3 separate regions of the Homo sapiens genome follow, and all the other regions are linked to region 2. Evidence: chromatin loops called from intact Hi-C (ENCODE). Cell type or tissue: B cell. All regions are shown on one strand.

What was found. Peaks named below come from ENCODE experiments on the same cell type or tissue, not always from the same donor. Only the 100,000 strongest peaks of a DNase experiment are listed, where the experiment ranks them.
Region 1: a loop joins it to region 2, with 11 times the contacts of the local background. A loop is called at or near these places in 22 of 110 quality-filtered maps.
Region 3: a loop joins it to region 2, with 6 times the contacts of the local background. A loop is called at or near these places in 6 of 110 quality-filtered maps.

The regions. Positions count from the first base shown.
Region 1 is chr10:102,069,631-102,077,630 of GRCh38, forward strand. No RefSeq gene overlaps it. Among named protein-coding and RNA genes, the nearest start is that of HPS6, 8.3 kb to the left of the region's middle. In B cell, CTCF peaks have their summits at 3,467 (motif pointing left) and 3,679; a DNase peak (open chromatin) is centred at 3,441.
Region 2 is chr10:102,005,040-102,013,039 of GRCh38, forward strand. It overlaps ARMH3 (armadillo like helical domain containing 3), which reads right to left. Exons shown (of 26, transcript NM_024541.3): 10 at 7,794-7,837; 11 at 6,684-6,744; 12 at 4,938-4,984; 13 at 4,335-4,410; 14 at 1,501-1,594. Among named protein-coding and RNA genes, the nearest start is that of ARMH3, 47 kb to the right of the region's middle. RefSeq lists an enhancer at 4,808-4,877. In B cell, CTCF peaks have their summits at 4,986 and 5,186; DNase peaks (open chromatin) are centred at 2,332, 2,962 and 4,982; H3K27ac peaks cover 4,466 bases.
Region 3 is chr10:101,208,912-101,216,911 of GRCh38, forward strand. No RefSeq gene overlaps it. Among named protein-coding and RNA genes, the nearest start is that of LBX1, 17 kb to the right of the region's middle. RefSeq lists enhancers at 5,797-5,866, 5,877-5,926, 7,777-8,000 and a silencer at 6,027-6,076. In B cell, CTCF peaks have their summits at 4,907 (motif pointing right), 5,960 (motif pointing right) and 6,172; DNase peaks (open chromatin) are centred at 4,910, 6,010, 6,720 and 7,710; H3K4me3 peaks cover 1,822 bases; H3K27me3 peaks cover 7,591 bases.

The DNA of each region.
Region 1 (8,000 bases), 65 kb after region 2:
TCACACTAGCCTTATCCTTCCTTTCAATGTGGAGGGTGCAAGTGATCCCAGCTGCATCTCAGGACTTTGGAAGACAGCTCAGGGATGCAGGACTTTGGAAACAGCACAGGGATCACCGTGTGACTGAGTTTTAATGGAGTTCCTGAGAGGGTTATCAGACAGAGGTCTCTGAATAGGAGGGTGGAGATCTTAAGCCAAAGTCCTTGGCCTTGAGTACCTGAGAAAGGGGTAAGTTCTGGCATTGATGGGTTTCTTATTTATTTATTTATTTATTTAATTTAATTCTATTTTTTTTTTTTGAGACGAAGCTTCACTCTTGTCCAGGCTGGAGTGCAATGGTGCGATCTTGACTCACCACAATCTCCACCTCCCGGGTTCAAGCGATTCTCCTGCCTCAGCCTCCTGAGTAGCTGGGATTACAGGCATGCACCACCACACCCAGCTAATTTTGTATTTTTGGTAGAGATGGGGTTTCTCCATGTTGGTCAGGCTGCTCTCGAACTCCTGACCTCAGGTGATCCGTCCACCTTGGCCTCCCAAAGTGCTGGGATTACAGGCATGAGCCACCATGCCCAGCTTTTTGCTTCTGTTTTTAAGAGACAGGATCTTGCTATGTTGCCCAGCCTGGAGTGCAATGGCTTATGGGCTCAAGCCATCCTCCTGCCTCAGCCTCCTAAGTAGCTGGAACTACAGACACAGGCCACTATGCCTGGCTTGGTTGCCTTTTTTCTTTTCTTTTTTTTGAGACAATTTCTTGCTATGTTGCCCAGGCTGGACTTGAACCCCTGGACTCGAGCACTCCTCCTACCTCAGCCTCTCAAGTAGCTGGGATTTTAGGAACATGCCACCGCACCCAGCTGCTGAAGGTTTTGAGTGGTGAACAAGGTCTCAGATCCAAGGTCCACAGGCAGGACTGGAGTAGGGGGGTCTGAAGTCCCTGGGAAGGTGAGGGGAGGATCCTAAGCCAGTGGGCAGGAGCATTTCCATAGGTGTGCCTCACCTCAGGAGCTCTCTCAGGTTCACATGGCAGTAAAGCTAGGCACAAGGAGTACTGCACAGTAGTCCCAGCAAGCATCCTGGGTGAAGGCGAGGAAGCAGGGCGCAAGGCTCCTTCAACTGCCTATGTGGCCTCAGGGACCCAAGCCTCCCTTTTTCTTTCTTTTTTTAATTTTTTTTTTTTTTTTTTTTTTTTGAGACAGAGTCTCGCTCTGTCTCCCAGGCTGGAGTGCAGTGGCGCTATCTCACCTCACTGCAAGCTCCGCCTCCCAGGTTCACACCATTCTCCTACCTCAGCCTCCTGAGTAGCTAGGACCACAGGTGCCTGCCATCACTCTGGCTTTTTATTTTATTTTATTTTATTTTGTATTTTTAGTAGAGATGGGGTTTCACATGTTAGCCAGGGTGGTCTGGATCTCCTGACCTCGTGATCCGCCCACCCTGGCCTCCCAAAGTGCTGGGATTACAGGCATGAGCCACTGCGCCCGGCCTTTCTTTTCTTTTCTTTTTTTTTTTTTGGGGGGAGGGGATGGAGTCTTGCTCTGTCACCCAGGCTGGAGTGCAATGGCGCAATCTTAGCTCACTGCAACCTCCGCCTCCCGGGTTCAAGCGATTCTCCTTCCTTCCGAGTAGCTGGGACTACAGACGTGCACCACCATGCCCGGTTAATCTTTGTATTTTTAGTAGAGATGGATTTTCACTATGTTGCCCAGGCTGGTCTTGAACTCCTGACCTTGTGATCCGCCCGCCTTGGCCTCCCAAAGTGCTGGGATTACAGGCGTGAGCCACCGCACCCGGCCTATACTGGCTTTCTAATTGGCATCCCTGTCTCCTCAAATCTAACCTTGGTTACCGAGAGTATTGTATACTACAGCAAATCTGATCAAGTTCATCACCTACCCCAACATTCAGGGTAAAGGCCAAACTCCTAAGAAAGCCATCCCTTCCTTTGTGTCTGGCCCTGCCTCTCCAGTCTTCTCTTCCAGTCTTCTCTTTTTTTATACTGTGATTGCCTAGTTATTTGTTCATTTCCCTGATTAGTATACAAGTCCCTTGAAGACACAGACCATGGTTATTTGTATTTTGGTATCCTCAGCATGTATCACAGTGCCAGGTTCATAGTAGGTTTAATTATTATTGTTATTATTATTATTTTTGAGACAGAGTTTTGCTTTTGTTACCCAGGCTGGAGGGCAATGGTGTGATCTTGGCTCGTCGCAACCTCTGCCTCCCGGGTTCAAGCGATTCTCCTGCCTCAGCCTCCCAAGTAGCTGGGATTACACTCATGCACAACCATGCCTGGCTAATTTTGTATTTTTAGTAGAGACGGGGTTTCTCCATGTTGGTCAGGCTGGTCTCGAACTCCTGACCTCAGGTGATCTGCCTGCCTCGGCCTCCCAGAGTGCTGGGATTACAGGTGTGAGCCACTGCGACCAGCCTAATTATTATTGTGAATGCAGGAACTGACAAGGCCCTATGACCTGGGGTGAAAAGAAGGGATTAAGCTCTGGCCTGTAGAGATTCTCTGGCTCTCTTCCTTTCTTTTCATAAGCCAGACTGACTCTTTGGTTGATCCAGCCCTGAAATTGATGGCAGTAAGTCAGGTGGATCTGAAGGCAGAACCTAGCCACCAAGGACAGTGGCAGGGGTGAAGAAGCCACTGAGCTCGGACCATCTTGGGAGTTGAGGTGGAGGTGAAAGCAATGGACATAACTGGTACTACCCAGTGCCCCCGATCCCCAAACCAGGAGAGTTTGAGAAGGGATAGGAAAGCCTGAGTCAATGAGGTTCCAAGGAAGAGACTGGTGACAGGGGCTAGTGGAAATTGTGGGTTGAGGTCAAAGGTCTGGAAGATCGATCCCTACGTTGAATATGGCCATCCAGGCTGGGCACTGTGGCTCACGCCTATAATCCCAGCACTTTGGGAGGCTGAGGCAGGCAAATAGATTGAGCCCAGGAGTTCAAAACCAGCCTGGGCAACATGGCAAAATCCTGTCTCTACAAAAAAACAAAAAAATTAGCCAGGTATGGTGGCACACGCCTGTCGTCCCAGCTTCTCGGGAGGTTGAGGTGGGAGGATTGCTTGAGCCCAGGAGGTCCAGGCTGCAGTGAGCTGTGATCACACTACTGCACTCCAGTAATAGAGTGAGACCCTGTCTAAATAAATAAATAAATAAATAAATAATAAGGCCCTCCAGGGGCCATGTTCTTCCTAACCTGTCCTTAGGAAGTGTTCACATTGTGTAGATGTAGCAGTTTGGTTCACACTGACCCGGGTAATCAGGAAAAGAGGAGAGCCAGAAAGGGGGGAGGAAGGAGCTCTAGATTCCCAGGTCTATAAGGAGCCACCCTGGGCTGGAATGCTTGGCAGCCTTACTGCCCCAGAATGAAGGGGAAAAAGTCCTGAGTGGCTCCACTATGCCACCTCAGTCTCTTCTTAGGCACAGGCTCCCCCTGGTGGTTACTCTTGTCACTGCCAACTCCACCCATTGCCCTCAAACATGCACACTTGCCCATTTTTAACTAAGAACTGAGGAAGCCTCTGGATGTAGTAAATGGAGCTTCTCTTAGAGCAAGAGAGGAGAAGAGGGAAGGAGAGATTCAAGGAACAGAATTATGGAGAAGGGAAAGGGCCCTGGACTTGTACTAGGATGGTTATCACCCAGAAGAAAGGGGACCTGGGCTGGCAGGATTCTTCGTCTCCAGGATTGGAAGTCTATTCCAGCTACCAACCTGACTTAGATAATTTGGTCCAACTGGGGAGGAAGTTGAGGGCACACAGCAGAGTTTCCTGGGAGGGCATAGCAAGTTCACATTTTATATGAATTTGAAGTACAGGAAGATGCTGGGACTTTTTCAAAATAAATAAAGTCTCACTTAATGCACGAAATGTGAAATAGAGGTGAGCCCCCCCAATAAAAATATTTTCCAGAATCACAATTTCAGGGCTCACAGACCATGAGAATTATAAGCTTTGCTTACACTATTACTGCATGGGTTCCCATTTCTGCTTTAAATAAAAATTCAGGTGGGGAGAGAGAATGAATCGGGCTGTGAGGTCAGGACTGAGTGCCTAGGGTCACTCCCAGTGGTGGATAGAAGACTTAGAGTGCTTTCTCCTGTAATTCCCAAACAGAGGGCCTGGGCCTGGCTCTGAAGGTCTCTGCACAAGAGCAAGACAGGACAGGAGCAAGAACAAAGGCGAGGAGAGACAGAATCAGAGAGATGAGGAAGAAGATGGGGCTGGACTGGATGCAGAGAATGAAAAGGAGAGACAACAGATGGGCATGGGGAGAGGGGCCTAGGAGGGAGAAACAGGGACATTTGCTCACTCTGGGGAGCAGAGGAGGCTCTCAGGTATGAATGCTGGGAGGATGAAGGAAGGCACAGAGAGAAGGTCCTTTGGGGCCTGTCACCAGAATTATGGCCAATGCATAAAGCCAATGGGGCAGCTGAGCTAGATCTGGTCTTCCAGAAGTTTCCATTATCTAGAGAATAGAGGAAAAGGGAAGGAGCTGTGATTGGCTGAGGAAAGGGGAATGGTGACCTCCACCAAGAAAGTGGAAGACCCATCTCATCCTGGGCCTCCTGGAGGCCCTGGAGGAGCAAACTGTTCAGGCTTTACATAGATTTCAGGTCCTCAGGCTTTGGCAGCCATTTGGATTCCAAGGTGATATGCAGTCATCTCAAATTCTATTATTTTTGTTTTATTCTGGAGAAAAGTAGGGAAGGTGGGCATTGCCCTTATCCCTAACAGCCCCAGGCAAGCTCTAGGAACAGCCCGGAGCCTCAGAATTGAGGGGCAGGCCTTTCCTACAGAGCCCTGTTGCTGGGGTGGGAAGGCTATTGGGAGCCACAGTAGAGAAAGGGAAGGAAGGGTAGACTGAGGGGAGGTATTGGGTCAGGGGGACACAGAGATCCTAGGCCAGGTCCTAGGACAGGGCAGGGGGGATGCTGATCTAGGTATCACTGAGATAGTTGTCCAGATGGGAAATCAAGTGACTGCTTATGACTGACTAGATAAGCTCGTTGTTCTCATAGCTTCTTTGGGATAGTGGAGGGTCAGTGTGGGGTATGGAATTTACAGGGAGCCTAAGGAGTGGGGAGGGACACATCAGCAACCACTTCTTCCCTCCACCATACTGGTCAGACCATAGTGAATTCCCTAGTGAGTAGGTCTCCCCTGTGAATATTGGGAAAGGGAAGGACATAATGTGGCTTTTCTGGGAATAAAGAAAGGATTGCAGCCAGGCGTGGTGGCTCACACCTGTAATCCCAGCACTTTGGGAGGCCGAGGCAGGTGGATCATGAGGTCAGGAGATGGAGACCATCCTGGCTAACACGGTGAAACCCCATCTCTACTAAAAATACAAAAATTAGCCAGGCGTGTTGGTGGGCGCCTGTAGTCCCAGCTACTTGGGAGGCTGAGGCAGAAGAATGGCCTGAACCCAGGAGGCGGAGCCTGCAGTGAGCCGAGATCGTGCCACTGCACTCCAGTCTGGGCGACAGAGCGAGACTCCATCTCAAAAAAAAAAAAAAGAGTTGCTTGGGAAGAAGAGATGGAAATGGCTCCAAAGTGGAAGGTTGGAAGTGGATAGCCAGGAAGCATCAAACCAGAAAAGGGGAGTCAGAAAGAGAGCGAGGATCAGGCATGGTGGCTCACGCCTGTAATCCTAACACTTTGGGAGGCCGAGGTGGGTGGATCGCTTGAGGTCAGGAGTTCAAGACCAGCTGGGAAACATAGTAAGACCCCCGTCTCCATAAAAAATACAAAAAATCAGCCAGGCATGGTGGTATGCACCTGTAGTCCCAGCTACTCGGGAGGTTGAGGTAGGAGGATCACTTGGGCCTGGCAGGTTGAGGCTGCACTGAATCGAGATCATGCCACTGCAGCCTGGGTGACAGAGCAGGACCTTGTCAGAAAGAGAGAGAGAGAGAGAGAGGGAGGGAGGAAAGGAGGGAGGGAACACTGGATTTCCTAAACCTCTGTGGCTTCTCTAATAAATGATAGAGTTTCTCTTTGTAGAATGCAGCACCTTCCCAGGTGGCCCCAGAAAACGTTGAAGGGTTGTGGTTTTGTTTTCATGGCAAATCTAACTGGAGCTGGGAATGGGCTCTTGATCCCATGTTTCTCACTCTGTTAGCCTGTTCATCATCCCCTTAATATCAGCAGTCAGACCCACAAGGGGTAGAGACCTCAGTGCTTGGCATGAGGGAACACCAGAAGAGAACTTGAGGTCCATCCATTTTTCTCTTCTGAATAGTGTTTTGGAATCTAAGCTCCAAGGGGTCAAGGAGGCAGGGGACAGCTGAGGAGTCATCAATAAAACAAAAGGTCTGGGAGCAGTGTAATCCTAGCTACCAAGAGGCTAAGGCAGGAGGATCACTTGAGCCCAGGAGTTTGAGGCTGCAGAGAGCTATGATCTTGCTACTCAGCCTGAGTGATAGAGCAAGACCTCATCTATTAAAAAAAAAAAGGCTGGCCGGGAGTGGTGGCTCATGCCTGTAATCCCAGCACTTTGAGAGGCCGAGGCGGGGGGATCACAAGGTCAGGAGATCGACACCATCCTGGCCAACACGGTGAAACCCCATCTCTACTAAAAATACAAAAATTAGCTGGGCGTGGTGGCATGTGCCTGTAATCCCAACTACTTGGGAGGCTGAGGTAGGAGAATCGCTTGAACCTGGAATGAGAGGTTGCAGTGACCAGAGACTATACAACTGCACTCCAGCATGGGCAACAGAATGAGACTCCATCTCAAAAAATAAAATAAAAATAAAAATAAAAAAAGAAAAGAAAAAGAAAACAAAAGAGCAGCAGATCTCAGTCAGTTGCAAGTCTGCCCTGTGCCTCCCAGCTCTGTCGCCCAGCTTCAGTTGCCCATCATACCCTGTCAAGCCCTGGTCACCCCTTTTCTTTCCTCACATCTATCCCAGGTCAGTGCTCATATCCCTGTCTCTCAAAGGGATGGATTCTGAACTTGTGCATATTAATAGTCAAATCCACAGAGTCTATCAGTACACCAAATTTCTTTTTTTTTTTTTTTTTGAGATGGAATCTTGCTGTCACTCAGGCTAGAGTGCAGTGGCGCGATCTCAGCTCACTGCAACCTCCGCCTCCCGGGTTCAAGTGATTCTCCTGCCTCAGCCTCCAAAGTAGCTGGGATTACAGGCGCGCAGCCACCACGCCTGGCTAATTTTTGTATTTTTAGTAGAGACAGGGTTTCTCTATGTTGGCGAGGCTGGTCTCGAACTCCTTACCTCGGGTGATCCACCCTCCTTGGCCTCCCAAAGTGCTGGAATTACAGGGATGAGCCACCACATCTGGCCCCAATTTTTTTTTTTTTAAATGATATGGAGCCTCGCTTTGTCACCAGGCTGGAGTGCAGTGGCGTGATCTTGGCTCACTGCAACCTCCACCTCCTGGGTTCAAGCAATTCCCCTGCCTCAGCCTCCCGAGTAGCTGGAACTACAGGTGTGTGCCACCATACCCGCTAATTTTTTTTGTATTTTAGTATGGATGGGGTTTCACCATGTTGGCCAAGATGGTCTCCATCTCATGACCTTGTGATCCTTCTGCCTTGGCCTCCCAAAGTGCTGGGATTACAGGAGTGAGCCACCATGCCTGGCCAAATTTCTTAAAATTTGAATTCAGCAAATCTTCTGTTTCATCAATTCTGTTGACATCCCAATGTCTTCCAGCTGCGTATTCACAATGATGGGGGCAGATGGTAGAAATGGGATGGTAATGTAAAAGTGGGATCTGGAGCTCAGAAGATACCCCCATCCCATACCTACTACAACATCTGTGCCTTCTTGTTCACTATTTTTGGGGTACCATAGAGAGACTACGGGTCCCCTGATAATATCGCAATTTTCTCTAACCCCAACTCCATGGGACTGATTATAGGAAAAGGGAGATTGGAGGTCAGCCCTACTAAGACCTCCTTGGACTGAGATTCTTTAGTCTTTGTGGCTCTCCTAGAAATATTTCCTTAAGGGGT
Region 2 (8,000 bases):
TAAAAATACAAAAAATTAGCCGGGCATGGTGGCACACACCTGTAGTCCCAGGGAGGCTGAGGCAGGAGAATCACTTGAACCTGGGAGGTGGAGGTTGCGGTGAGCTGAGATCGCACCCCTGCACTCCAGCCTAGGCAACAGTGCGAGACTCCGTCTCAAAAACAAATAAATAAATAAAAATAAACATACAAAAATTAGCCGGGCATTGTGGTACATGCCTGTAATCTCAGCTACTCAGAAGGCTGAGGCATGAGAATCGCCTGAATCTGGGAGGCAGAGGTTGCAGTGAGCCGAGATCACACTACCACACTCTAGCCTAAATGACAGCAAGACTCTGTCTCAAAAAAAAAAAAAAAAAAAAAAAGATATTTTGGGATTTGGCTTTCAATTCTAAACAGATCCAATTTGCTACCATATATATAACTAACAATGGCACCTCCCTGTCATAGTTCTGTACTGTTTATACTGCCTGGAAATGTTACTGCCACGGGTGGTATATGAAAACTTAAAGGAGAGAAAGAATAAAGAAGGTCATTTCACGTACAAACAGTGGGGAGGCAAAAAGAAAGTATCAAAGTTGGATTGTCTGTACTTCTTTACCAAAACAAGGTCAATCTTTGAGCTACAACATCAAATATTAACATAGATTGTTTTTAGGTTACAATATTCCACCAAACACACTCAGCCTATAATAGACCTCAAAATTTTTGGCAAAAATTCATAATTTCTTTTCTGTTGCCTTTTTCTTAGGTTCCAGCCATAAGATTTATGAAGGGGAAATTTTCACCGTTGTTGTCTTGAGGGAGATAAATCTTACGTATCCACCAAACTCCCAATTATAATACACTCAAAGCCTGTCCTTTCCAACTGGGAGTGGCTGATAGACACATAACAGTGAGTGAGTGCCAGGTTCACATTCTCATTCATTTATTCAACAAATATTTATTAAGCAAGTACCATGCTGGGCACTATGCTAGGCATTTAGTAGTAAACAAAATAGACAAGATCCTGCTTACATGTTTGGGTTCTCAGTCTCTACTCTCACTAATCTTAGGCAAACTGCTTCATTTCTCTGGCCTTAATTCCCTCATTGATCAAATGGTAACATCAGATAACATTACTATTTTACATTCATTTCAGTGCTTTATAATCACAAGGTGACATTTTTCACAAAATATCTCATCTGAGCCTCACAAGGACTCTGAGAGTGTGGCAGGACAGGCATTACTGACCTTGCAGGTCTAGCACTCCATGCCTCTACAACTACTCCCTGAGGAGGAAAAGCTAGAGTTATGTAAGCTTCTTTTACAGAGAAAATCACTGGACTGTCTTTTTCCAAAGTTTTCTTTGGAAATTTAGGAGGCCTGAAGGATAGTACTACAGACCAATTTAGTGGGAAAAATTAACAACTACGTAGGTTCTTTGTTGAACACAGCTATGCTCACTCTGAGAGATCTAAGATCATATTAACCAAGAAAAACAAAGTGGTGGTGGGCTCACCATCAGAGGAAGGCGGTGTGGTCCCAAGTGGTGTGACTGGGGTTGTAGGAGCAGGACTGACAGGGGTCGTCACCAAGCCCATTTCTGGATGGCTCTGAAAAAGATACACAGATGTGTAAGAAAACAGAAAATCCAGTTCTCCCTGAGTATCAAGTGCCTAATACCAATAAGGACTGGTATTCTGGACCTTATAATTTTTTTTTTTTGAGACAGCATCTTGCTATGTTGTCCAAGCTGGTCTCGAAATCCTAGGCTCAAGCACTCTCCTGCCTCAGCCTCCTGTGTACGTAGGACTACAGATGCATGCCACTGTGCCCCTAGTCTCATAATTAGAAAGCTCACTGAGGCTGGGCACAGTGGATCACACCCATAATCCCAGCACTTAGGGAGGCCTGGGCAGATCACAAGGTCAGGAGATCGAGACCATCCTGGCCAACACGGTGAAACCCCGTCTCTACTAAAATACAAAAAATTAGCCAGGCATGGTGGTGCATGCCTGTAGTCCCAACTACTTGGAAGGCTGAGGCAGGAGAATCACTTGAACCCAGGAGGCGGAGGTTGCAGTGAGGTGATATCACGCCACTGCACTCCAGCCTGGTGACACAGCAAGACTCTATCTCAAAAAAAAAAAAAAAAAAAGAAAAAAAAAGCTGAGAAGGGACTACTTCTGTATTTCGTTCTCATGAGTACTTGATTACGACTGATGCTTGCTAATCTCTAATAAGCTCTGTGTGCTAATTTATCTTAAGCAACTAGGTTCCCATTACATAAGTTTTTCTGTGGCACCACAGACATTTAAAAAAAAAAAAAAAAACTGGGGTCAACAAATATACAGGATTATTCTACAAGAGAGCAGAGAACATTTGCAATCCCATCCAGACCTGGGATCTCATCAGATCAACCTAAAACACATCAATAGGCTGTTCTGATAACCAAATAATTGACTAGCAGATGTAGATGAGTCAAGGGGATACCAGGTACTATAAAAAGAGCTATTCAGCCGGGTGCGGTGGCTCACACCAGTAATCCCAGCACTTTTGGGAGGCCGAGGCAGATGGACCACGAGGTCAGGGGATCAAGACCATCCTGGCTAACACAGTGAAACTCTGTCTCTACTAAAAAAAAAAAAAAAAAAAAAAAAAAATTAGCCAGGTGTGGTGGCAGGCACCTGTAGTCCCAGCTACTCGGGAGGCTGAGGCAGGAGAATGGCGTGAACCCGGGAGGCAGAGCTTGCAGTGAGCAGAGATCGTGCCACTGCACTCCAGCCTGGGTGACAGAGCGAGACACCATCTCCAAAAAAAAAAAAAAAAAAAAAAAGCAAAAGAGCTATTCAGATGGCGGCCTTCCTGTTCCACAACAAACAAAAGTGTGTGTGCCTTCATTGGGAGGCAAAGACATGGTGAGACACCCAGTAGGGACCAAAACAGATGACTCTTCTGTCCCTAACCTTTCTTAGCCATCCCTCCCACATCAGCTCTTGAGAATTAAGCTGAGTGATAGCTGTTTTTAACTTCCCTTTTCTTCCCTAACAGCTTTACCAGCACTTTACCTTCCTCACCTCTTCCTTTACAATCAGTTATAGGATTTGGAGAGCAGATAAGAAACGAGTGAAAATAATAACTAAAGTCTCTATGTTATCAGTCATGAAAACTCTTAAGTGTTCTATGAAGCAGATCTCAAACCAGCATGATGCTTTTTAAGCATGACCTTATTTTTGTGTTAAAATTCAAATCAATAGATTCCATATACATCTACCCTTTGAGAAAAAGCATAAGCAAACTTTCCCTTAAAATAACCCTACATACATATTTTAAACAGTCTGGCTTTAAGATAATAACACTTTATCAATTTTTTAAAATGGCTTTCATGGACAGCTCTTGAGTTCTTGGTCTACTTTAGTCCTCTTCTATGCCAATTACTGTGGCTATCCCTCAGGCATGTGACCCATCGCTCAGTATTCTGGGGGTATTTTTGTTTGTTTTTTTATTTTGTTTTATTTTGTTATGTTTTGTTTTTATTTTATTTTTTTTTGAGACAGAGTCTCACTCTGTCACCCAGGCTGGAGTGCAATGGCGCGACTTCGGCTCACTGCAAGCTCTGCCTCCTGGGTTCACGTCATTCTCCTGCCTCAGCCTCCCAAGTAGCTGGGACTACAGGCGTCCGCCACCACGCCCAGCTATTTTTTTTTTAATTTTTTTTTTATTTTTAGAAGAGACAGGGTTTCACCGTGTTAGCCAGGATGGTCTTGATCTCCTGACCTTGTGATCCGCCCACCTCAGCCTCCCAAAGTGCTGGGATTACAGGCGTGAGCCACAGCGCAGGGCCCAGCGCTCAGTATTCTATGACTTCCTTTCAATGTATGTAAACCACGTTATCTGTTAACAGCTAACCTTAACCTGGCCAGGATATTTTTTACTTTTTTCCTCTGGAAATTGGTGAGATAATAAGGTGAGTGGCTTGGCCTATTTTATCTCCAGTTGTAATTCCACAGTGGTGTGGAAAGCAGAAAGCCCAATATAAAAATCCACATAGCGGATAATACCAGGGATTTCTAGTGAGCAAAATGAAGTCATGACAATTCATTTGGGTTAACAGGATCAATAAATTGGCCAAAAAAACTAACTTTGCACGTTATTAGACCCATTTCAGCACCAATGGAAACATACATATTTGAGGACAGCAGGAAACAAAGGCAACTGATTCAACTCCTTGTTACTACCACTTACCAATGCAAAGCAGGGTTTAAACAAGTACAGCCAGATAGGCTTTTCAATGGAATTAATCGGTATGAAATTTAGAGAGAAAAAAACACTGGGATTTTTAATGTGACCAACCTGAGCTAATACTGTGATGAAGTTGCGATTTAAATGAACAGCTTCATAAAGTGCCAGAAGAATGGCCTCATTGGTTCTAAAGAAAAAGAGAACAAATTGGAGCAGTTTTTATAGTGGGGGGAGTTAAAACAGTATAACCATGAAGATAAGATTGGATTGCACCCCAGCGCCTCATTATCAATTCCTTTGCATTTCTAAAGTTCCCCTTTACTTGCCATTTGGGCGTATGCAAAAGTGTATAGGCAGGAGTCAGGGCCTTCACTTTAATTCCTTAGGACCAGTTCTCATCTACTTCATTATCTTCCCTCTGTTTTTCCACCTCAACCCAGTTAAGTCCTCAACTGGCTCAGACACCCATCCCTCTTTTGTTTCATTGCAGAGATAGTCTGGCAACAGTTGTTCAGCTTATTGTCGCTCAATACATATGAAAAGCAGAAATTTCTAAGGGTCCATTAATGTTCAAAACCCATGAAACATTTGAAAATCACCAAAAAAGTATGATTCTGTAAAAGATTAGCAAGAGGTAACACTGCACACTCTCATATCCAGCAGGACAGCCCACACTAAAGTCCAAGTCACTGCACAAGAATGTCAGGCACTTACTGTACTGAGATTTTCTCATGGGCATCTGCTATGAACATGCTGCCCACCTGTGGAAGAAAAGGGGAATTGCAAACTTATAGCAGGAGGATATGAGAGGAGCTTTATGCCTAGGAAGCCTTTTATCAGTGAAGAAAACAAGCTGCTTCCACCTGGGGAGAACTTGGAACTCTAGGCCATAAGTCACACACACCAAAACCAGCCCACTTTGAAAATCTTAAAAGACTCATAAGTAATAAATGAAATAATGAGAATCCTACTAAATCATCTTGCCTAGTAAATCATCTTGCCTACTAAATCACCTCGCTTTAAAGAAAAAGCCTAGTACTTTTGTCCAACTCTCCTTTTCAGTGTGTAAGTTTAGTCCCTCTGACAGTTAACCTACACATCTTCATCACTCTGTATCTTTCCTAGAAGTTGCTTATTTGAAGTCAGAAACTAACTTAGGAAAAACTTCACAGGAAGCAGGCTGACTTCAACCAACATAAAGCTATCTTTGGGAACAATATTCAGGTTTCAGACCAAAGCTGTCTATATGAGATCCACTCTCCATTTTTCAGATAACAAAATCTTTAGTTTGTGTCCTAGTCAGAGCAAGTGAATAAGTAAATGGAGTAGGCTGCCTCTAATGTGTATGATATCAGAAGCACTAAGATGCCTACACCCACTAAAAAATACCTCTTCCACCTCCTTAATTATGCTTGAAACTATACACAAACCTATGCTCCTAGAGCTTCATGTGTTTGGTACAAAACTTTCTGAAAACTTGACTGAAAGGCAGAGATATCTGGGAGCAGTATAATTGTATCTAATTCATTTCATCAAACACCAGTACAAAACTCATACTTCTCTAGCCCCTGAGAGACTTCACTCATTTACATTTTGGAGTTAAAGAGTTTATCAGGCCCCTTCCTGAGAACAGGCTGAGAAGGCAGAAGGAACAATTCGTAAGCAGTGGAGGAAAAAGAATTGCAGAAGTGGAGGAGGAGAGGGGGCAACTACTTCTTGCAACTAACCAAAAAATTGTCTTGCCCTAGAGCTGAATACTTGGATAATAATGCCCGAAAGACAGACTTTCTGAATCTGCCTAGATTCTAGAATCTCCTAGATTTATCTCTTCAAAATCAGTCCCAGATTATCTGGTACCAAATGCCAAGAAACCTTGCCCTGGAGTCTTGCCAGCTGGACCAATAACTTCCCTAAAATTCAGACCTCTAAGCCCAAACCCTAAGCTATTAGAAGAGTGGCACAGATCTACTGCACGATCGCTCAACCCTAGGACCAGCTATGAGGATCAAACAGCCATGGCAGACAGCAAAGGAGCATTCAGGAGAGCACTCAGATCCAAACCCTACTATACCGTGTTCCACAAGGTCAGTGCCTAAACGGAGCCAACTCTTTAGGAAGCAAATTCTGGCTTAATGTGTACCTTTTCTTTAGCCTTTAAAAAATTAATTAATTAATTAATTAATGTGGAAAAACTAAGTGCCAGAGAAACCAAAGCTCTCCTTTCCCCATCTCACTTGGTTTTGAATCTCACTAAAGGTACATCAAAAGTGGGGATTCAAAAAAAAAAGAAAGAAACTCAGTAAAGGAAATACACTCCCCAAGAAAATCTGCTCTGAGCAGCCTCTCTCTTGTCATCATGCCATCACTTCAAATATCTGAACTTCGGAGCCCGATTTGTCCACCCCTGCAGACCACACTGTTTCTGTTTTTTTCAGGAGAAAAAAAAAAAGCAGGACTTACCATATTTGTTAAAGCAGAGAAAAAACCACTTTGGTGTTCTTCTTCCTTGTCTTTATACTGCCTAAACAAAAAGAACTAAATTCAACTTTAGGATTGTTTATCAATTATGTCTTTGTCCTTGACATTTGGGGTAATCAGGGCAGAGCACTCTTAAAATTCTCTGACTCCAGAAAACTAAAGCATTATGACAATCAAGCATCATGACAATCCCTGCAAGCTAAGAGTCACCTGTCTGCTCTTGAGGTAGTGTGTACCAAAATGCCTGGCTACTTTGGGAGAGACTTAGACTTAGAAAGCAGGCTGCAAAAGTGCCCTAACATATAGCTGATCCAGTTACTTCTCAAACAATCTATTACTTGAAAAGTGTGACAGTAAAATTACTTTAGGGCTACAACACTGAAAATCTTGTTTCTTTTTAAAGGAGGAGGAAGGAAATCAGTAAACTAAACTCTCTGCAGAGATGGGACAGATTTGAAGTTCTGATACCCAATTGTGTGTGAGAAAAGTCTAGAGAGGAGCATGAAAGATCCTGCCTGGCCCTTGCCAGAATTAGGGATACTTCTGGTTTCCATTCACTAATGTCAGATCCTTCCAGCAAAAGGGAAAGCAAGCATCAATGAAGGGAGCCCCCAGGAGAAACAGGGACTCTGGGAAGTTGAGGTTCATTCCCAATAAATAAGAAACATCTGTCAAACTAGGGCTACCTAATATACTTTCTCCTTTTATATATTTTTTAAGATAACAAAAAAGCAGTCTCCACAACCTTTTTTACATGGAAAATACTTGTATGATACACTGGACTAAATGGAAGTGCCCACTTGTGGCTGGAAGACTAGTTAAAATGCTCTGTAATAAAATACCAAAAGTTGCAAAGGAATGTGCCTAACTGCCTAAAGAGACACTAATCTGGTGGCTACTTTTCCCCTGGTGTTAAAAACAATCCCTGCTAAGGCCATCAAGCAAAGCTAGAGCAAATACATCTGCCAGGGGCTGTACATCTGAATACTCTTAGACTAGGTAAGGGAATTTGACCCAAGAACTCTAACAAAACTCTAACAACCAATTCAAATGAAAATCAGACCCCCTTCCATTCTGGAAAGGTGGACTTACCTGTTGTACTCAGATAAAGCCTGAGCAATTACAAGTCCCATTCCCTAGAAGGGAAAAGATAGCACAGGTGAAATAAGACAGTAGCCTTTGGGAGTTGGTGATGATGCTAGAACAAGGTCAGAAAGAACACTAATTAGCCCAAGAAGTCCTGCCTGAAAGTTGGCGACAAGGACAGAAATTCTGAGAGGCACTGTCAAAGCATCAAAA
Region 3 (8,000 bases), 800 kb before region 2:
GAGTCAACTTGCAATAAAAGCCTTTCTTTTCTCAAAACCTGGCACATTGAGCAGACAGCCCCCTTTGGCTCATAACAATTGTATATGAGAATGATGCAGCTGCCCCGGGGAAGAGAGAAGAAACTGCTAATTTCCCACCAGTATCCATTCCTTCCTTGTTTTGTTAGTATGCCTGAGTTTTGGTTGGGCACATGATCACATGACTAAAGTTTACACTCCCCAGCCTCCCTTGCAGCTTATTGAGTCAATACAACCAAATTCTGATTGATGGTTAGGACGAGGTCAGATGTATGCCACTTCTGGGTTATGACCTTAAAGGAATGGGTGTGTGCTCCCTTTGCCCTTTCCTTCTTCCCACTGAGTGGGAGGCAGACATGATGGCAGAAGCTAGAGCAGCCACTTTGAGCCCACCAGTGGGAGTTACCATGAGCCCCAAACAATGACTGACTATGACTGACTGTAGTAGGTGCTCAATAAATAATTTTGGAGGGTCCTAACTCACTTAATCCTCACAATAATCCTATGAAGTCCAACCAAGTTTACAGGTAAGGAACCTGAGACACAGGTTGAGTAATTGCTATAAGGTCACCAAGGGCAAGATTTGATTCCAGGCAACCAGGTTCCAGAGTCCATGCTTTTAGTGATGACAACATATAGAACAGAGATCTATACACTGAACTGTTATGTGAAAAAGAATAGACACCTATCCCTGTTAGTCTATGTATTGGGGGACCTCTTTGTCACAGCAGCTTAAATATACCTTAACATACCCTCTGTGTCACCCCAGAGGCAAACATAGGTCTCCCCCTCTCCACACTCCCCCTAGGGCCAGTAACCAAGCAGGCAGGCTCCTGGGAGGCTTCTGAGAGGGCTCCCTAGGGGATGAAGTTTCCTAATTGGTTCAATTTGTTTTCACTCCAGACTCTATATTCCTAAAAATCAGAAAAGTCTTCATCCCACTTGGGTCTCCAGCTGCTGAAGTACCATGCACACTCACAAGCCCTCCCTTTCCTCCAACCTAGCAACACAAAGACATGGGTACACACACACTACACCCCAATGAGAAAACAGCCCTTCGTCTCCAAAGGGTAGTGTTTTCTCTGAGTTCTTTAAATTAACTAACATTTCAATAGTTTTGCGGTTTACAAGCTATCGCCATGGAAAAAGGGCCTGGTAAAGTAACCAAGAAATGTTATTAAGTGAAAAAAGTGAATTTCAGAATAGGACACATGCTCTGTTCTTATTTCTACACATATATGCACACATCTATATGTTTGCAAAAATGCAGCTCTGTCTGTGGAAGTAGTGGCTGCTCATAACCACCGTGGGAGATGGAACCGGTCTTAGTATCACCCGCCTTTACAGATGAGGAAACTGGCTTAGCGAGGCTGAGGAACAGCTAGAAGGAGTGAGACCCGTGCTTTGCTCCCCTGCCCCACAGTTCAAAGCCCTGCTCTTTCTATTAGACCTATCTCCTGTCATTCTAAGTCCATGTCACTCTAGCTTATTGTCCCCATAGTCTGCCCAGCTCACTGCTCCCTGCCCCATCTTTGGAAGAAAACCAGGGATGTGGAGGGGGCATCTCTGGGAGGGCTATTCTGGGAGGCCTCACTGTCTGCTTATGATCAGTAACGCTAGGTATTCCAAGGCAGTAGGTCTCACCCCCAGGGACAAAGAAATCCCAATAGCTGGAGACCATGACAGAAATGTACTACAGCTCAGCCTGTGTATTTTTAACACGTTCCCCAGAACTTGATGTGAGTTTCTCAGTGACTGAAACTGATATTAAGTAAGCCCAATTTTTTTTTTTTTGAGACAGAGTTTCCCTCTTGTCACCCAGGCTGGAGTGCAGTAGCACAATCTCAGCTCACTGCAACCTCCGTCTCCCAAGTTCAAGCAATTCTCCTGCTTCAGCCTCCCGAGTAGCTGGGATTACAGGTGCCCACCACCATGCCCGGCTAATTTTTGTATTTTTAGTTGAGACGGGGTTTCACCATGTTGGCCAGGCTGGTCTCGAACGCCTGACCTCAGGTGATCCACCCGCCTCAGCCTCCCAAAGTGCTGGGATTACAGGCATAAGCTACTGTGCCTGGCCCCAATTTCTTTTTGAAGAAGGTAATTGGCATGGGTATTTTCCTTCTTTCTTCCCCCCACAGAGATCAGTTACATATCTTTGGTGGGAAAGGTGAGCTGGGAAGAAAAGCCCACTCAGTGTGGAGCCCTGGGGAGCTGCAAATAAGAGACCCTCACATGCCCACAAGGATGAGCTCTCTGAGGGAGGGGACTGCCCTGCCTGGACTCCAATCTCGGGATCATTCCCCCTTCTGTCTCCAGAGCTCACTGCTCAGGCCAGGAGAAGGTTTCCCTGGGCTTACCAACACCTCTACATCTGGCACTGAAATTCTTGAATAGTCACCAGCATTTGGACTAAAATGTGCCTTTTGCAAAGCACCCTGTGAAGACATTAGCTCATCTGACCCTGAGTGCACCCCCCTGAGACAGGGAATATTATGGTCAACTCACAGATGATGAAACTGAGGCTTCGAGAGATGAAGTGACTTGCCAAAGTCCCACAGCTAGGAAGTTACAGACTTAAGCCCAGGATATCTGATCCCACATATCAGGTGGATTTCCTCATTTGGAAGTCACGCTGGGGAGGAGTAGATGGGAAGGGGAGAGATTCTGCAGTTCTCCCAGAAGAGTCTGGGAAAGGGAAAGAAGGAGAAAGAAGGAGTAGGCTGCTTCATAAAGGGAAGATTCTCAGGCCCCACTGATTCTATTTCAGTGGCTATGAAGTGAGGACCTGAAATCTGTGTTTTCAAGCTCAGACTAGCCAGCCGGGCCCATCAACAGCTCTCCCTTGCTGCCCTCCCATCCTGGGGGAAGGGAAGAGGGACACGAGGTATCCTGGCTCTAGTGCAGTGACTCCAGGGACCCCAAGATGTCCATTCTGGGAGGACACTCTGCCAGGGAAAACTACTTAAGACCCCAAGAGAAAAAGGATGGAAACAGATGGAAGGGGGACAGAGGATCTCCTTCACCTCTTTCCCCACCTAAGGCTTGGGGCTCAGGATTCTCATTTTCCTGCTACTTACAGTAAGTGGAAATTCCCAATACTTGTGGCTAATCTGTGTCTAGGGGGGATTCCCGCTCTCTGGACATGGCAGGTGGGCAAGAGGGGATTGGGGACAGAGTTCTGGGAGACTTATAAACAATCACAGAGCATTGCCTCGAATGAAAGGCTGTCACCAGATCTCAGGTCGCAAGGGACTTTTGAAGCCCAGTACCCCTCCTGTCACACAGTAAGACACAGTACTCCCCTTTCTCTAAGGACAGTCTCAAAATCGAGGACAAAGACCTAAAGCGACCTTAACAGACTGCCTCCTCCCACACCTGCCCAGGGGTTCTTCCCACTCTGATCCTTGCTTCTCCTAAACGTTCAGGGCTGGAGAAGGTCCTGCAGTTGGGTGGGAGCAGGTCTCAGGAGTGGGTCTTGGGTGAGTGTGGCTCTGCAGGGTCAGGAGTTCAGTGTCAAGACATGGTGGCAGCCTGAGCCTGTGTAAGGGAGTGTTTGGTGCACCACAGAGTCAGTACATGTGTATGTCAGGCATGTGAGGGCCCTCATGGGGCATAGAACTTCCTGCTGCACTCACTACCTATTAGGTTTTCTGCCAGGATGTCACCAGAAGCTCAGGGATCTCTGGCCCTTCTAGAAGTGCCAGGCAGGGCTGTCGCCACCTCTTACCACTTTTTATCTACTCTGAACAATTCGCGCAAGACCCATGGACTGAGCCTGGGTTGGCACTCACTCTTCCCCTGACCTTTCCATCTGCAGTGTGCTAGCTGGGGAACGTGGCCCGTCCGTCAGGCCTGATGATCACACTGTAGAGAAAGAAATTTATTTTTATTTATGCATTGTTACATTTATTTATTTATTTATTTATTTAGAGACAGCATCTTACGCCGTCACCCAGGCTGGAGTGCAGTGGCGTGATCTCGGCTCACTGCAACCTTTGCCTCCCAGATTTGAGTGATCTTCCTGCCTCAGCCTCCAGAGGAGCTGGGACTACAGGCATGCGCCACCACACCCAGCTAATTTTCGTATTTTTAGTAGAGGCAATTTCTCCTTGTTAGCCAGGCTGGTCTCGAACTCCTGACCTCAGGTGATCTGCCGGTCTCAGCCTCTCAAAGTGCTGGGATTACAAGCATGAGCCACTGTGCCTGGCCTATGTATTTATTTTTTTGAGACGGAGTTTTGCTCTTGTCACGCAGGCTGGAGTGCAATGGCATGATCTCAGCTCACTGCAACCTCTGCCTTCCTGATTCAAGTGATTCTCCTGCCTCAGCCTCCCGAGGAGCTGGAATTACAGGCGCCCACCACCACGTCCGGCTAATTTTTGTATTTTTAGTAGAGACAGGGTTTCACCATTTTGGCCAGGCTGGTCTCGAACTCCTGACCTCAGGTGATCCACCCTCCTCGGCCTCCCAAAGTGCTGGGATTACAAGCATAAGCCACCGCGACCGGCAATTTCTGCATTGTTACTTTTAAGTGACAAGTAAACATTGTATATATTTATGCTGTGAAATATGATGTATATACTGTGGTGCAGGGGAAGAAATTTCTAACCTCCCAGGTATCCTATCAGCTGGGAGGAAGCTGACCCCACAGCAGGAGGGAAAGAGGTAAGATTAGCACAGAACTCACAGTGCGGGTGGAACTCAGCAACACTGAGTCTCCCTTCCCTGTGCAATCCCATGAAGATCGGAGGAACCCTTGTGCGCCTTTGGGAAAGGGACTTCCTCCCTATAGGCAGGAGGGTAGCTGAGATGACCGCGAGCCAGTTAGAGGAATTTCGCTGCCTCCAGCCCCGCAGCCCGCCGCAGTGCCAAATAACAGACGGCAGAGGGCGCTCCTACCTAACCTTTCCCATGCCGCGGAGGGTGCGAGGACCGGAACTTTGCGAGCCGAGAAAGTTCTGATTTTTTTCCGCAGTGTTCTGATCTTTGCCCGCAGTGTACCGGGGATTGAGCTGGGGGCCGGGCTCGGGTAGGAATAGGGATGAGAGGGGCTCATAAGTAGACCCCCCCCCCTTTTTTTTTTGAGACGGAGTGTCACTCTGCCGCCAGGCTGGAATGCAGTGTGGCGCGATCTCGGCTCACTGCAACCTCTGCCTCCTGGGATTACAGGCGTGAGCCACCGCACACGGCCAGAGAACCCCCCCTTTTTTTTTTTGCTCCCCGCCAGCAGAGACATGGGGTGGTCCCTTCCTCAACCCCACGCCAAACCCAAACCCTGAAACAGTGTCCCGCACATCTGCCGGGTCCAAGTGAGAGTCCCCTAGCCACACCCCTGCAATTCCTTGCGGCCCTCTACTAAAGGCTCCGTTCCAAGAAGTGAGGGTGAGAGGTCGGGCGCGGTAGCTCACACCTGTAATGCGGCAGCTTTGGGAGGCCGTGAGTTATGATCATGTCACTGGACTCCAGCCTGAGTCAGAGTGACAGACAGAGACCCCTGTCTCTATTTTTAAAAAGAAGTCCGGGCACGGTGGCTCACGCCCGTAATCCCAGCATTTTGGGAGGCCGAGGTGGGAGGATCGCTTGAGCCCAGGAGTTCAAGACCAGCCTGAGCTATATAGTGAGACCTCGTCTATACTAAAAGTTAAAAAAAAATAGCCAAGCGTAGTGGTGCGCGTCTGAGTAGTACCAGCTACTCAGGAGGCTGAGATGGGAGGATCGCTTGAGCCTGGGAGGTGGAGACTGCAGTGAGCCGAAATAGCGCCATTGCACTCCAGTCTGGGCGATACAGTCTCAATAATAGTAATAATAATAATAATAATAAAGTGGGGGTGAAGCGTGTTCACTCAGGAGCTTGTAGTTTGGGAGTGGGACCGCGTCAGGATGGCTATCCGGGCTCCGGATGGGTGGGGAAAGGGGTGGCTTAAGGGCGGGCACTGCTGCTGAGCGTCAAGTACCGCTAGGTGGCGCTCGAAGCCCGCGTCACAGAGAAGCGGGGCCTTTCGAACACCTGTGCTCAAGAGGGGGCGGGCTTGGAGACCCGAGAGGGCTGCAGGAAGAAAGAGCCTGGACCCTAGGATCCTCCCTGAAACAGCGGGATGGCCTGGGTACATGGGGCCATTGGGCAGCCATCGTTCTCCGGAGGCTTAAAAGGGGCGAGGTGAAGAGGGGGGCAAAAGCGTGGCAGGCGCTGCGAGGGAGAGAGGAGGCATCCCCCGGCCTTCCCCAGGACCTGGAGGGGTGGGAGACTGTCGTCGGCACACCTGCCTCTCTGAATTTATGGATTCCGTTCTGAGGCTGCTAGGAGAAGAATTCGGGGTCTTAGAGGCCACATTTGGCCCAGGAGTCAAACATACAAGGGCACGCTCATCTGTTTTTCTCCCAGGATACGCGGGTCTGTGTATGAGCAGCTGCTCTGAGCTTGCGACTGGGAGGGCAGAGGGTGTAGACTCCCGCGTCCCGGGGCTCCCTTCCTCGCTCTTCCTTCGGACACCCACAGCAGCTGCTCCTGGGGAATCTGCCCCCAAGTTTCGAGGAACTGCCCCCCAGCGCCCAGGAGGAAAGGGGAATGGGGCTGTAAACGTGTCTAATTCAGACCCGTTATCCAGATCGGAATTAGTTTCTCGCGGACACCTCCGCGCCGCGGGCCATTCTCTGCCTGGGGCCTTTCTTGGACCGATCCATAGGGCCTCGACTGGCTTCCACGGCGCTTGCAAATTAGAGACTCTGATGCCTCAAATTTGTGGGGTCCTGCCTCCAGCTCATCCCCCTCTCCCGAGGCTTGGCCTAAAGGCACCATCCCTGCCACTCCTCACCCCCTGAATTCAGTCGGGGGCCTGTGTGGAGGGAAAGGAAAACCTGGAGAGACCAAGTGGCTGCACTGCCACCGCGCAGGCATGGATCCTGCCTGGCCGCCGTCTGGGAACTCGAGATCCGAGGAGGGGCAAAAGCCGCCGGCGCCGGGGTCAGGCCTGGTGGACCCGAGCTCCTTGGTGAGACCTGGACCCACCGTCTTCTCCTTCAAAAGCACAGGGTGGCAGCGGGGAAAGGATACGTTCCCATTGAAGGGGCGATGGAAAACTGGAATCAGAGACTGAAGGAGGCGGGGCATGGGACCCCGGAAGATGCCTCCCAGACGTTCCAGGCCTGCTTGCCCGGCTCCGGAGGTCTTAGCAGCATCCTCGGAGGTTGCCAAACACCTGGGAAGGGGGTAGGTGGAGCTTGAAAGGACTCTGGGTCTCTCTTTGGGAATGCAAAGTCCCCTCAACTCTCCTGGCCCTCCCATCCGCCCCCCACCCGCGCCAGCGTGTGGTAGCCCCGAGCCTAGCACGCTGAGATGTGGGAAGGTGTGGGTCTGCCCAGTGGGTGGCCCCGACAGAACGAATCCGAGGTCCTGGGAGGAATTGGGAGACGTGAAGAGTTGGGTATCTGCCGCCCCAAGGTGGGGCCATCCGCTTGGCAGTTTCGGCTCTGCGGGCGGCGCGGCCTCGCGCGGAATCTAGCCAGCCCCTGAGAGTCCCCGCCCCCTCCCCGAGGCCCAAGGTATTAGTGCTGCTTGATCAGACCTCATTTCCTGCGAAAATGGAAACATATCCAGGGTCCTTAATAAAGTGAATGACGAGGCTTCGGTGTAATTGGGCTTCCGTTTGGTGGCTATTTCCTTAAACTGAGAGTGGAAAAAAATGTAAACTCACAGCGCTCAGATGTAATTATATGATTATCAAAAGGAGTGCAGGATGGATTAGCCGAGCAACGACCTAGAGTCTGAGAAACGGGCAGGCACAAACGCTTACTCAGACCAAGGGACCCAGAAGTCCCGGACTTCCACACCAGCCCCGCATCCAAGCGCGCGCCTTTGAAACCTTCGGCCTCTCCTGCCAGCCAGAGACCCGCCCTGCCGTTGCCATCGGGACACGCGGGATCTTTATTTATACGCTGGGGTGGGTCTTTTCCTTCCTCGCAGAGGAGGAGCGTCCTCTAAGGCA